Regions from separate parts of the Homo sapiens genome. Here region 2 is linked to region 1. A link is a contact called in ENCODE Hi-C or POLR2A ChIA-PET data. All regions are on one chromosome and are shown on one strand. Each heading gives the region's core, a stretch centred on a gene start or an enhancer-like site at or near the end of the contact. The rest is flanking DNA. Distances are from core to core; before and after follow the strand shown. Region 1 overlaps SH3RF3 (SH3 domain containing ring finger 3). Region 2 overlaps SH3RF3 (SH3 domain containing ring finger 3).

Region 1 (6,040 bases), core at 1,099-3,598:
CAGACATCAAACTTTTTAGATTCCTCCCAAGACCTCGATGCTGGAGAGCCAGACACTAATTCAGGGCCTTTGGAGGCCCCAGCAGGGCACGCACTGGTCCTCAGCACCAGTGCACTCAGCCTTGCCAGAAAGAAGCTGCATGCATGTAGACCAGCAGGAGTCGTTGCTGATTGCCGACTGTTTTGGTAACTAAAATGGACTACCTGTGTTGGCTTTAAGCAGTAGTTGTGAAATTGTGTGTCAGGAAGAGGGCTTCCTCCACGGGTCTACCAAGTGGTCTACCACTTGCTGAGTGCAGAGCCTTGTCCTGGTCTGGATGCGACGATGGAAGGCTTAAGTGAGTCATCTCCTGAAGAGACTACTCAGGACTGGAAGTGTGTCAGCCTAGGGGCAGCTGAACACCCAGGTGGCCCTGGAGCAGGCTGCTGGAGCGTCTGGCCTGCAGCCGGTGGAAGTAACTGAGCTCCAATCTTGTGTCCAGACTGCTTCTCCCCTAGGCTCCAGCTGTTTTTCTGCTTCTCCTGTCACTCATATGGACAGTGCACTTTCCACTGAGCAGGTCAATGGCGGGGTTACTTTTACACCTAACTTTAGCTCCTCTCTGGGCCCTGCTGGTCTCAGCACGCACACCCACCCAATCCTACGGAGACAGAGTTCTCACACCTACCCTCCGCAGGGCATCTTGGGCCATCCACGTCCACCTGCCCTCCCTTCAGCGTGGCCATCACGGTGCCCTGACTCAGCTTCCAGTCCCCCGGGCTTCCATGTTCTTGTCTTCCCTTTCACTTCTACCTTTCCTGCTTGAGTAAGTTAGGCTGTGGCTCGCAAACTTCAGTGAGCATTTGAGTGTTGTCAGAAGGCCCCCAGGATGGCTAAATAGTAGAAAGGACAGCTTTACTGGTGACATCAGTTTGCAAGCCAGGAATAGATAGTCTCTGACATGGAACGAAGGTGCTCTCGCTTCGCAGAAGGGGAAGGGCAGTTGGATTTTATGGCTCGCAGGGTCTGTGTTACATAGTAGAATCAGACATGTTTAGCAGGTTTGGGGGAAAGCTGTGCATGTTTATAAGGGGAGCTGAGTGCATGTGCAATGGGCAAACATGTACGTAACACACATCTCATGTCACTTTAGGGTGGGGTTTCAGCATTAAAATGAGGTGGAATTTGGCTCTTTCCATCAACAGGTGAACTATAGGACACAAAGACAGCCTGTGCACAGCCTCCATAAGTTGCTGAAACTGGCTTGAGGTCTGCAGTTGCTTATGAGAAAGGGGTGTTTGTAAGGGCTGTCCTCTGTCCCATCAGAGTTGCAGTGGTCTGGGTTATAAATCAGAGGGGTCTGATAGCACCTATTGTTAGGGAGTTTAGCAAGAGTGTGGCTTTCTTTGTAGCCCAGGAATTTAGGAAGTTACCATGCCAGCACATAGGTAACTTTGTTTCCTTAACCATAGGGTCTGTCTTAGTTGCTGAAGGGACATCTGTTTTGGTCTCAGATAACACAAGTCATTGGGAAAGCTGCAGGCCCAGCCCAGGGGAGAGTCTGCTGCAGTGGGGCTGACTCAGCCTGGGGCTGAGGCTGCCTGCACCAGGCCCACCTGCGCCCAGCCCACTGGCCACCCACCTCCCTCAGCAGCCCACCTCCTGACCCCCGACGTGGTTGGCCTTTCCTCAGTCCTCATCTGCATGAACTCTCCACACTTAGCACATGCCCTTCCGTCTTGCAGCTGTGTCCCCAGGCCTCAGCAATCTTAAAACAGCCCCTCTGTCACCCCACACAGAGCACCCCAGTCGTCTCCAGGACCTTCCTTTGGAACACCGAGCCCTGTCACATCTTCAAATCCTTCTGGTGCATTCTAACATCCGTCTGCCACTGAATCTTCAGAACAGCCTTAGGGGAAGAGGAAGGCTCCATTCTCCTGGCGAGAGATGCAGCCAAGCCCCATCCAGGGCCCGCAGCTGATGAGCAGTTCCATGCCAGAATTTGAAGTTAGCACCCCCAATGTTCTCTGCTTTCAGGATTCCTAGTGCAGAGACATTTGGCTGTTGGATTATGAACCCTGCCCCAATCTGACCTGCAGCTTCTCCTCCCACCATCTCATTCTATGGATTAATGTGTGGACCACGCTCTTCCAGGCCCATGCTCACTTCTTTCCTGAGTGTTCCAATCACAACACTCAGGACTTGAGAGTGTGTCTGAACCTGGAGATCGGCCTTAGGAAGTACCATCCACATTTAAAGAAGTTTGGAGGAAACCGGTGTCAGATTCCATGCAGCCCTGAGGGCGGGCCCTGGCTCCGAGGCACTTGTCCCCAGGCAGACCTTGTGAGTGCTTGCAGCTTTTCAGGCATGGAAGTGAAAGCATACTTAGCTGTGGAGAGATTTGGCACTGGGTGCCTGTAGGATGACAGCAGCACTTCTTGGCTGAGGTCCAGGGCTATGTTTGGTACAGAAGAAACCATGTCTGATTTTTCAGCTGGAACCAAGCACACCCATGTGGAGTCACTGGGGGGTCATGGGGGACCCCAAACATCTTTATTCCAGAGCAGCCCATCTTTGCAGGGAGATCTATCCTACAGGTCTCGGTTGCTGTTGCTGCCTCACCCTTAGTTCTAAGACTTGGCAATGGATTATGACCAAGGTTGACACTCTGGGCCAGTTGGAATCATTCTTCTCTTGTCTTCATGCTTCTCCTCCATGGTACCTTCTGTTAATACTTTCTGTTTCCAATGGATAGGGTGCAGGCTTCTGCGGGCTGAGGCACGTTTAAGATTCGGGTCCGGGAAATGCCCAAACCGTGTGTGTGCCCTGTGGGGTACTTTCTGTAACCACCTGAATTCCACCTGTGATGCAGAATGAGAAACAGCACTGATTCCAGCTTCATTTCGTTGCTGCTCAACCCCCGCAGAGGAGCTCAGAGCTACTCTCTGTTGCTTTTATAAACGCCTCCCAAATCCTTGAAAGTGAGAGCAATTAAGAGTCTTAGTTTGAAGCTCTTGGGACATCAGCCGCATTTTCCAGACGTCCTGTTTTCAGTGATCAGTCCGTCCTTATACCCTTTAAGTAATTTCTCATCCCTCAGCCCCTTCCACCCTACCACCCCGCTGAGTCTCCAGTGTCTGTTAGGTAGAAGGTTCTGATGACAGTCTAGAGGCTTCCTGGCTGCCACAAACAGTTCCTTCAGGGCTGGCCCCTCACAAATGAAGGCAGCCCATCCTTTCCATCTCTGCTTCCATCAGAGGACCACTTGCTCCTCCCACCCTTAGGTTTCTGTTGGTGGCTTAGCCTTTGGTGGAGAGAGCACATCCCACTGCTGGGCAGGGCAGTGCCCTCCCCACAGTTCCTTCCAGGCCGCCTGGGGTCCCACGTTCATCCAGTCCTTAAGCGCCGGCTGCGGGCCAGGCCCCGGGGATGCAGCCTGAATGAAGCAGAGGAGAACCCTGGAGACCACATCTGCCAGGGAGGACACAACAGCGAAGAAAAGCAAGTCTGGAGGGGATTCTACTCTCCGTGGAGAAAGTAACACCAGGAGAGGAGGAAGGACCTGGGAGGAGGGAACTGCAGTTTTCCTGTCAGCGCTCGGGACTTGGCAGGGAAAGCGGCCTTCGGGGAGGGGCAGGGAGGGAGCAGGTCCAGGGGTGGCCTGAGCTGGCCGAGGGACTCTAAGCCAGGGTGACCAAGCAGGCAGGTGGGAGGAGAGGGGTTGGGGTCAGAGGGGCAGTGGGAAAAGGGCTTCAGGGGTTCCCGCAGGTCACTCTGAGGACATTGGCATCTGCTCTGCATTTGGGTCTGGGGTCTCTCTTCCAGGCCCCTTCTCTGCCGAGTGCCCGCGACCTTGTGCCTGTGTCCATAGACTCCTCCTGACCACGTCCTTGTCATTCCTAAGCCCACCCCCGCTTTGCTGAGGTGAACTTTGATAGTGTAAAATGCATGTGGAGGGAGCCTTCTAGACTAAAAGTTTCGAGCTCTGGTCATAGGGAACCCACAGGGTCTTGGGCCCCTGGGGATGTGGGCAGAAGGCCTCAGGGTAACTCCAACCCGATGGTTCCCATGTGGCTTCTGAGGGTCCCACTTCCCCCACAGTTCATTCTCACACAGCCATGGAACCAGGAACCATTTACTTCACTATTGCTTAAAGCCACCAGTGGGGCCCATTGCTCTTAGAATAAATCTAGACTCCTCACTGCAGTCTACCCTGTGGGTCCACCCAGCCTCACACCCTCCCTGCATGCCTGGCCCTGATCGTTGTCCCGGCATGCTGGCCTTCCTCTGTCCCTTCATCTGTCCCTTCCTCTGTCCCTCTGACAGGCCAGACCCCTGCCCACGTTGGCATCAGACAGTCGAGCAGAAGCTCTGGCTCTCTCTGTCACTCCCTGTGCCTCAGTTTCCTCATCTGTGTAATGGGAGTAATAACCTTACCCACCTCCAAGGGTTCTTAGGAGGATTAAATTGGAGACATAGTGAAGTGCACAAAACAGCGCACAAAGGGAGAAGTATGTGTTAGAAATGATTGTTAACTTAATTGTAGTTTGGGGGCCCTGCACAACCCCAGTGTCCCCTGAGTCACCTCCCATGTCACTCTGCAGAGAGCAGGAAGAAGCCCCCATGTCCTGTTGCAAAAATGCATTTTAGTAGCAGCGTGTTGTTTTTGATGCTGCAATATGAATATCCAGTCCTCTTGAAAATACAATTTGGAATAGTCTTAGGTTTCATTCGATGTGAAGGAAACAATCACTTAGAGAATGAGTTTCCTTGAACTGTCCAGGGCAAAGGAGCCTGTTTGAAATAATCAGCGCTTTTGGGAAAGGGACAACCAGTGTATTGCAGGCAGAGCCTGAGGTCAGCTGCTTGAGCATCAGAGGCAGGGAGCACCCCACACAAGCTCTCAGACCTCAAGGGGTTGGCCAAGCCTAAGCCTTTGTGTCCCAGCCAGCCCTGCCAGGGTGGACTGTGTTATGGCTGCAGACTTATCCTGCAGCCACTGGACTGAGGTAGGACCTGGCACCAGAAACAAAAAAAATAAACCCAGGAGGTCAAATTTACACGTCCATAAAGCCTTTTGTATTTAAAAAGAGATGGACGTTTGGTTGAAACTCTGCTCTTCTTCATATTTCTTATTGGTAAATTTGCAACACAGTGCATCTGTTCACCTGTTTTTAAATATGTCCCTTTGGGTTAAGTTGGGGTTTTAGTTGTAGCAATTCTTCATACCCTGTTCTTGGATCCAGCTGAGGGATGAGCTGGAATGGAAGTGCTAGCTTTAGGATTGAAAAATCTCAAAAGAATGTAGATTGGATCTGGAAGCTAAGGAACGTGCATAGACCTTGAAAGAGAGGGTCAAGGCTGCAAAGCTGACCGCCTTGCCTGGAATTGCTCCTTTCAACAGAGCTGGGGAGGGAAGGAGGAAGTGACCCAGGCTTCCGGCCTTCTCCCCAGTCCCTGAGGATGGCCTAGCCCCTGTGGATCTCCCTATCCGTTAGAGACGCATATGGAGCATGTACAGGTGACATTGTGTGGCTTCTGCAATTTGCTGGAAGCAGCAGGGAAGGTCAGGCCGTACATGAAGCCAAAAGGACCAAACACCAGGGGGCCGCTATGACTGTTACAAGAAGTTTAAAAAAAAAAAAAAAAACACTGTGGCTGCTTGTGTGGCAAGTGCAGTTATAAACAATAGCTCAGCAGGCGGGCTGTCCCTCAAACAACTTTATTTACAAAAACCAGCGTTAGCTGGATCTTGGGCCTTGGTTTGCGGCCCTTGAGTGTGAGTCCTCTACCCACCTCTCTGTGTTTCTGCTTCCCTTCTGTTTGGGCCCGGCTAATCCCTACCACTTTCTGAGCTCTTAGAGCTTATCCTAGGGGCAGCCCCAGGATCCTGGCATCTCCCTCAGGTGTCAGTCCAGGTCTGTGTCCCCCTCAGCTGGTGGCTGTCACCTAGGGCTGGAAACAAAACTGCCCAAGGAAGAGGAAACCTTTGCTAGACCTTGCCTGAAACATCATGCTCTTAAAAAATGACTGCATTCTCACAAAACCAAAGACACCAAAG
Region 2 (5,625 bases), core at 2,136-4,635, 51 kb before region 1:
GCCTGGTTGATTGCTTCTAAATCTCTCCATCTGAGAAACATCCTGGAGATGTGGAAAAAAACACAACTCATGAGAGGAAAAGACTTTTGCATTGAGAGCAAATCCGCATGAGGAAAAAGTCAAGCCCCAAAGAATCAAGTGGACCTGCAGGTGGGGTTATTCACCAAGACTTTTTCAATGAGATGTAAATCAGTGGCTTCAAATGGTTCCAGAGGCCATGGCTGGAGCGGTGTCTTTCCCTCTGTGCTGGCTGGAGAACAACTGAACACATCCCCCCATTCTCCCTTCCCTGCACTGGGGTGCAGCCTTCCTGCAGCAAGTTTCAGAGGTGGAAGGCTGATGATAAGTCTGGAGCTGACAGGCCTCCCTCAAGGGAGGACACTTTAGCAGAGAGATTTGCACATTTCTAGAGGCTGCAAGAGGGCAGTGCTCAGCTTGATTTAGAGCCAAGAAGTAAGAAAGCAGGAGGAAGGTGAAATGAATTGCAGGAGTGTGACACAAAGGAGGCTGGAGATGCCTTTTCTTACATAGGCCCAGCCTCACTTTCAGCCCACCTTCAACCCAGCTTCAGCCAGTTTTGTAAGGTTTGGAACTGCACAAGAGAGAAATAAAAGTTATATGAATGTGAATGGTTTCCAAAAGTCTCTCTGCAGAACCTCTTAACTTTAGGTGCAGATAAACTGCAACTTTCTTCAATGGGTTCTTGGACCCCTAGTCATGGTGACAGTTTGACTAGCATTGAGAGAATGTTGACCAGAAAAAGTCAACATCCCTGGCCCTTACAAAACATTGAATTTCATCTAAGTGGAGTAAATGGTTTAAAAGTTTAAAACATGTAATGAAATATATGTAGCACGGGCATGCATTTCCTTTGCTCCCACTCTGGGGCAGCTGTGAGATACTTAGAGGGAACATGCTGGAAGGAATGTCTTCTGCCCAGTGTCTGTCCCACTGGAATGTGTGGTAAGTCTCCCCAACTCTGTGGGTTGCAGAAAGAAGAATGTTGCCTTTTCCTCAATTTTGGTGTGCATTTCAGATGTTATTGCGAAACTAAAGAAAAGGGGCAAAATTCTTCTCTTGTGCCTATCTCTCTCCGTCTCTTCCTTCTTTTTTTTTTCTTGTCTTGGCATATCTCAGAATTATCCAAGACTTTCATCCTGTTGATTATTCCTTAGTCATGTATATTCGATACATTATGACTCTAAATAAACATTCCATCTTCCTTACGAACTTTGTAAGAATGGGGGGCAGGGGGTGTCCCCCCTTGTATTGTTAGATGTCTAGTACCTCACACAGGCCTGGCACAGACAAGATAGTCACTGTTTGCATGGGTGGATGGATGGATGCATGGTGGGTCAATGGGTGTGTGGTGGATGGATGGAGGGAGAGACGGAAGGGAGGGATGATAGATTGAGGAGTGATGGATGGATGGATGAATGATGGATGGATACATGACGGATGGATGAATAAACAAATAAATGGAGAGATGGGTGGATAAAGATAATTCAAATACATACACAGATACACAACTGGACACCATCATTCCCCACACACTCCTAAAGAGGTGTGTGTCTTCTCCCCCTGGGTTTCATCAATAAGCAGGATCCCTCTTAAGGGACCAATTCCTCTGGTAAGGGTCTGCAAGTCACTCATCTGTGTCTGGCACCTTGCACAGTGTGTGCAGTGGAAGTCCCCAGCAAGTGTGTGTTGAATAAAGGTTGTGCCATGCATTAGTTCATGGTCTAAGTCCATATAAAAAGCCAGGTGTTTGGAGTTACTGTAGTATCTGTTGACTTTCACCCAAAATCTAAAAAAGACTCCTCAGCTTTTCCTTCCAGCATAGCAGAAGCTCTTCCAAGATGGCCAGGAGATAAACTCAAAAGCGGTTTCATTCTTCCCCATCCTTTACTTTTGGATCTGTTCCCTGGAGCATGGGGAATGCCGGGTGTCTTATTTCTTGAAGCTGAAATTTCCTGATATTGTGTACAGACCCCCACCCGCCTGTCCCGCAGGGCTGGGTGCCAGAGCAAGATTCAGGAATTGGCCATCAAATGAGTTCCTCATTTGCAATCAATTAACAGCCACCTGGCCTGTTTTCCTGCCTCCCTCCTCTCCCCTTCTCTCTCTCCCCTTGTTTTGCATCATGAACTGATTGGAGTGTGAGAACTGGGGCCTTAACCAGGTTTGCAACTTCTCCCTGCCAGGAGCACTTTCTCCCAAAACCTCAGGGCTCCCGCGTCTACTCCTTCAGGCCCTTTCTCACCCTCCTGAATTTAAAATTGCAACCCCCACCGCCTTCCAATCCCCTTCTGGATATATTTTCTCTGGAGTACTTACGGTCTTCACTATACTACGTACTTTTAATAGTTTATTTTGTGTATGTCTCTGTCCCCTTATAAAGTGTATGCTCCCTTAAGGTAGAGATGTTTTTATCTATTTTGTTTCTATTTTCTTTATCTATTTTGTTAGTTCCTAGAACCATGTCTGGCACATATTAGGTGGCCAATAAGTACTTGGTGACTGATTGAATGAATATAATATTAAGATGATTTTTTAAAAGTCTCGTGTTCAGATCTTTGCCAGGGGCACCCTGTCATGCCCCTGGGGTCTCCCCTGAGGAGAGACCTCTCACCAGAGGAGCTGCAGTCCACTGCCTCTCTGGAGGGGTTTGCCTGCACCCTCAGCACCTGGCCGATCCTCCGATGGGTCTTCCTGGTGCTGTGACTGTCTGTGACTAGTCGTGGATGCCGGCTGAGCCTGGGAGCAGCGGTTACCGGAAATCTGTGGCTTTCTGCTTTAGCTAAAGAGAGAAGACTGCATGTGTTTGCCAGTCTTTTGGGTGCTTCTGTTTAGCATAGACATTGGCCAAGGCTGCTGGTAAAGAGCACCAGAGAGGCGCTTTACCCATGAGAGGGAAGCATCTGCGGCCCGGAGCCCTCTGCAAGCTGCCTCATGGGACCCCTAACAGACCTTCTTGCCTCTCTGAGTTCAGGGTAGAAACAACCTGCTGATCCGTCTGTTTCCCTCTGGCACGCCAACTCTCTCCTGAGAGAGCTCCTCCTCCTGATTCTGTGTTCTGAGAGTTGCGCCCAGGGGTGCTGCACTTGCTCCTTCCTTCTCAGCCTGTAGCTCAGCTCTGACACTCCCGCGACTCCCCCAGCACCCCGAGCAGGGTGCAGGTCTTCCTGGACGGGCTTGGGGCTGAGTGCAGCAGAAGCAGCACAAGGCTCCTTTGCTGCCTCTGCCCCTAAGGAGTCCCAGGATGTGTGAGGAACAGAGCTTTCTCCTGTCCCGAGCTCCCCGCAGTTCAGCCCTCTCTGGACTAGACAGTTCTGCATTTCTTAGCTCACTGTGCTGTGCTAAGGAAGCCAGGGCTGCCCCGTGGGTGGAACATCCTCTAATTTGCCAGGCAGGAAAGGATGGGGCGATGAGTCACCCTTCTGAGTGATTCCTGCCGAGCTTCCTACAGAACATATCCAGGAGCAGCCACCCCGCCCCCAGGGTTAGTGTGTGGAGGCACAGGTGCTAGTGTGGGTGGTGAGAAATAGGACTCGGAATCACCCTTTTTAACGTGCACAGTATGTTAATTGTGTCCTCACAAAAGTGTTGAAGTGTTTCTTGCCTTATAGAATAAATGGTCAGAAACCAGTGGATTCCTTTGAGCTGTTTTGATGGGAGGAAATTAACTGTGACAGTGAGACCTTGGTGGTCCCAACATCAGCAGGATGCAGAAGACAGCCTAGCCTGCTGGGTCATGTATTCGTCTTCGGCAGCCTGGGATTGGGAATGCGCGTGAGTGCAGAGCTGCTCACTGCCTGGTGCCCTGCAGCTCCAGTGCTGCCTCAGTGCGTTCCAGGAGAGACCTCAGTTTCCAGCCCTAGCTCAAGTCCCAGGGTTGATCTTGCTCGCGGCAGCACCAGGCCTGCACCTCGGAAAGGCATGATGGACTTACCTGTATCTATCAGGTTCAGGCATTCTCCTGCCTGTAGTTGAGAATTCAAGTTCAGGGTGATTAGTTTCGCCTTTTAAAAGAGCCCTAGCATATCCTTGCTGGATATATTCATTGCTGAAATGCACAAGAAACTGAATGTGATCAATGTAATGTATTGGTTTCAGCATCAGATGTTAAGAAAGTGAATCTGTTGAGATTCTTGCTTTTAAAAACACAAAATAAAACAAGCCTAACCTTAGTCAGTCATCCTGGACTTGAGATCACATTTCACAGTCTACAAAGTGAGGTTTCACGTATAGCATACCCCACCTGTTTGTGTAAGTAAAGTTTTATTGGAACACAATCTCACCCACTAATTTACATGGAATCTCTGGAGCTCTGGCTGCTACAATGGCAGAGTTGAATAGTTACAGCTAACACTGATGGCCTGCAAAGCCACCTTGCTCCACTAGAGACAAAGTTTGCTGACCGCTGGCATAGAAGATAAGAGCACAAATTCTGAAACCAAACTGCTAGAGTTTAAATCCCAGCTCTGCCACGTATTGGCAGCATGACCTTGAACATGTTAATTAACCTCTGTGTGACTTAGTTTCCTCCACTGTAAAATGGAGATAATATGGAGATAATAATATCTCCATTATAATATTAATAATTATAATTATGATGATATAATAATGATATCACCAAAATAATACTTGTCTCCTAAGGTTGCTATGAAGTTCAGAAGAATTAATAATGAGGACATGCTCAGAGTACTTTCTGACAAGTGGTAATGTGTTAAATTTTTAAGGAAGTGGGCAGGTTTCTAAGACTTTAGGAAAGTCCAGTCGCTTCCTCAAATCACAGACAGTTGTGCATTTGAAGATCACCTCAAAACCAGGTTCAGAGGCTCACGCCTATAATCCCAGCGCTTTGGGAGGCCAAAGTGGGAGGACTGTTTGAGCCCACAAGTTCAGCCTGGGCTGTAACATGGTGAGACCCCGTCCCTACAAAAAAATAGAAAAAATTAGCCAGGTGTGGTGGCATGCACCTGTAGTCTCAGCTACTCGAGGGGCTGAGGTGGGAGGATTGCTTGAGCCCAGGAAGTCAAGGCTTCAGTGAGCCATGATCACACCACTCGACTTCAGATTGGGTGACAGTTTTTTTTTTTTCCTTTAAAAAAAAAAAAAAAAAAATCTTAAAAAAAAATAAAGACCACCTCATCATCAGGGTACCTCCCATAGGAAACACAGCCTTGTGGGTGTCTTGGCTTCCTGTTGGTCCAGAACCCTGCGGACTTTCCTCGCAATAAGGGCACAGACTGGCTTGGCTAAAGGAAGGGTGCTAGTGGTGCCAGCCAGCAGGGGAACCCTCACCCGCTCCGGGGATGCCAGGGATGGAGTGAGGCAGCCACAGTGTCCACTGCGCTGATTCCAGCAGGGGATGGCAGCATGGTGACAGGAAGTCACACTTAATAATGCAGACAAGAGGGAAAGGAGACCCACAGACACAGGGAGAAAAAGCTGCAATATGCCTCTTCAACTCATGAGAACAGGAGGCGATGGGCCACAGAGGCTGCTGAAGGAGTTTGTTCCTGCCTCTGTTTTTCTCTCTCCTTCTCCAACTAGAATGTTATGTGCCACTTGCTCCCCTCAGTAGCACTTCCAGGACAGGTGGACTACATATTTGTGGAA

What was found. A loop is a pair of places that touch in the nucleus more often than their neighbours do. ChIA-PET counts read pairs that join two places held with the same protein, here RNA polymerase II (POLR2A). Pooled maps may share reads with other maps.
Region 2: a loop to region 1 is called in a map of endothelial cell of umbilical vein, with 5 times the contacts of the local background. The contact joins two enhancer-like sites. A Hi-C loop is called at or near these places in 15 of 168 maps with a recorded cell type or tissue (GM12878, IMR-90, PC-3 and 9 more), 1 of 37 single-sample maps with no recorded cell type and 11 of 50 pooled maps. POLR2A ChIA-PET finds 5 or more read pairs at or near these places in 4 of 52 experiments (CD4-positive, alpha-beta memory T cell, H1, WTC11 and 1 more).

Annotation. Positions count from the first base shown.
Region 1 is chr2:109,380,805-109,386,844 of GRCh38, forward strand. All of the region lies in intron 3 of SH3RF3 (SH3 domain containing ring finger 3), which reads left to right. It also overlaps a transcript of RANBP2 not described here. Among named protein-coding and RNA genes, the nearest start is that of MIR4266, 70 kb to the left of the region's middle. Within about 2 kb of position 2,349, at least 8 of the 41 ENCODE cell types and tissues checked have a DNase peak (open chromatin) inside an H3K27ac peak, as active enhancers do.
Region 2 is chr2:109,329,251-109,334,875 of GRCh38, forward strand. The region is part of intron 1 of SH3RF3 (SH3 domain containing ring finger 3); the gene reads left to right. It also overlaps a transcript of RANBP2 not described here. Among named protein-coding and RNA genes, the nearest start is that of MIR4266, 18 kb to the left of the region's middle. Within about 2 kb of position 3,386, at least 13 of the 41 ENCODE cell types and tissues checked have a DNase peak (open chromatin) inside an H3K27ac peak, as active enhancers do.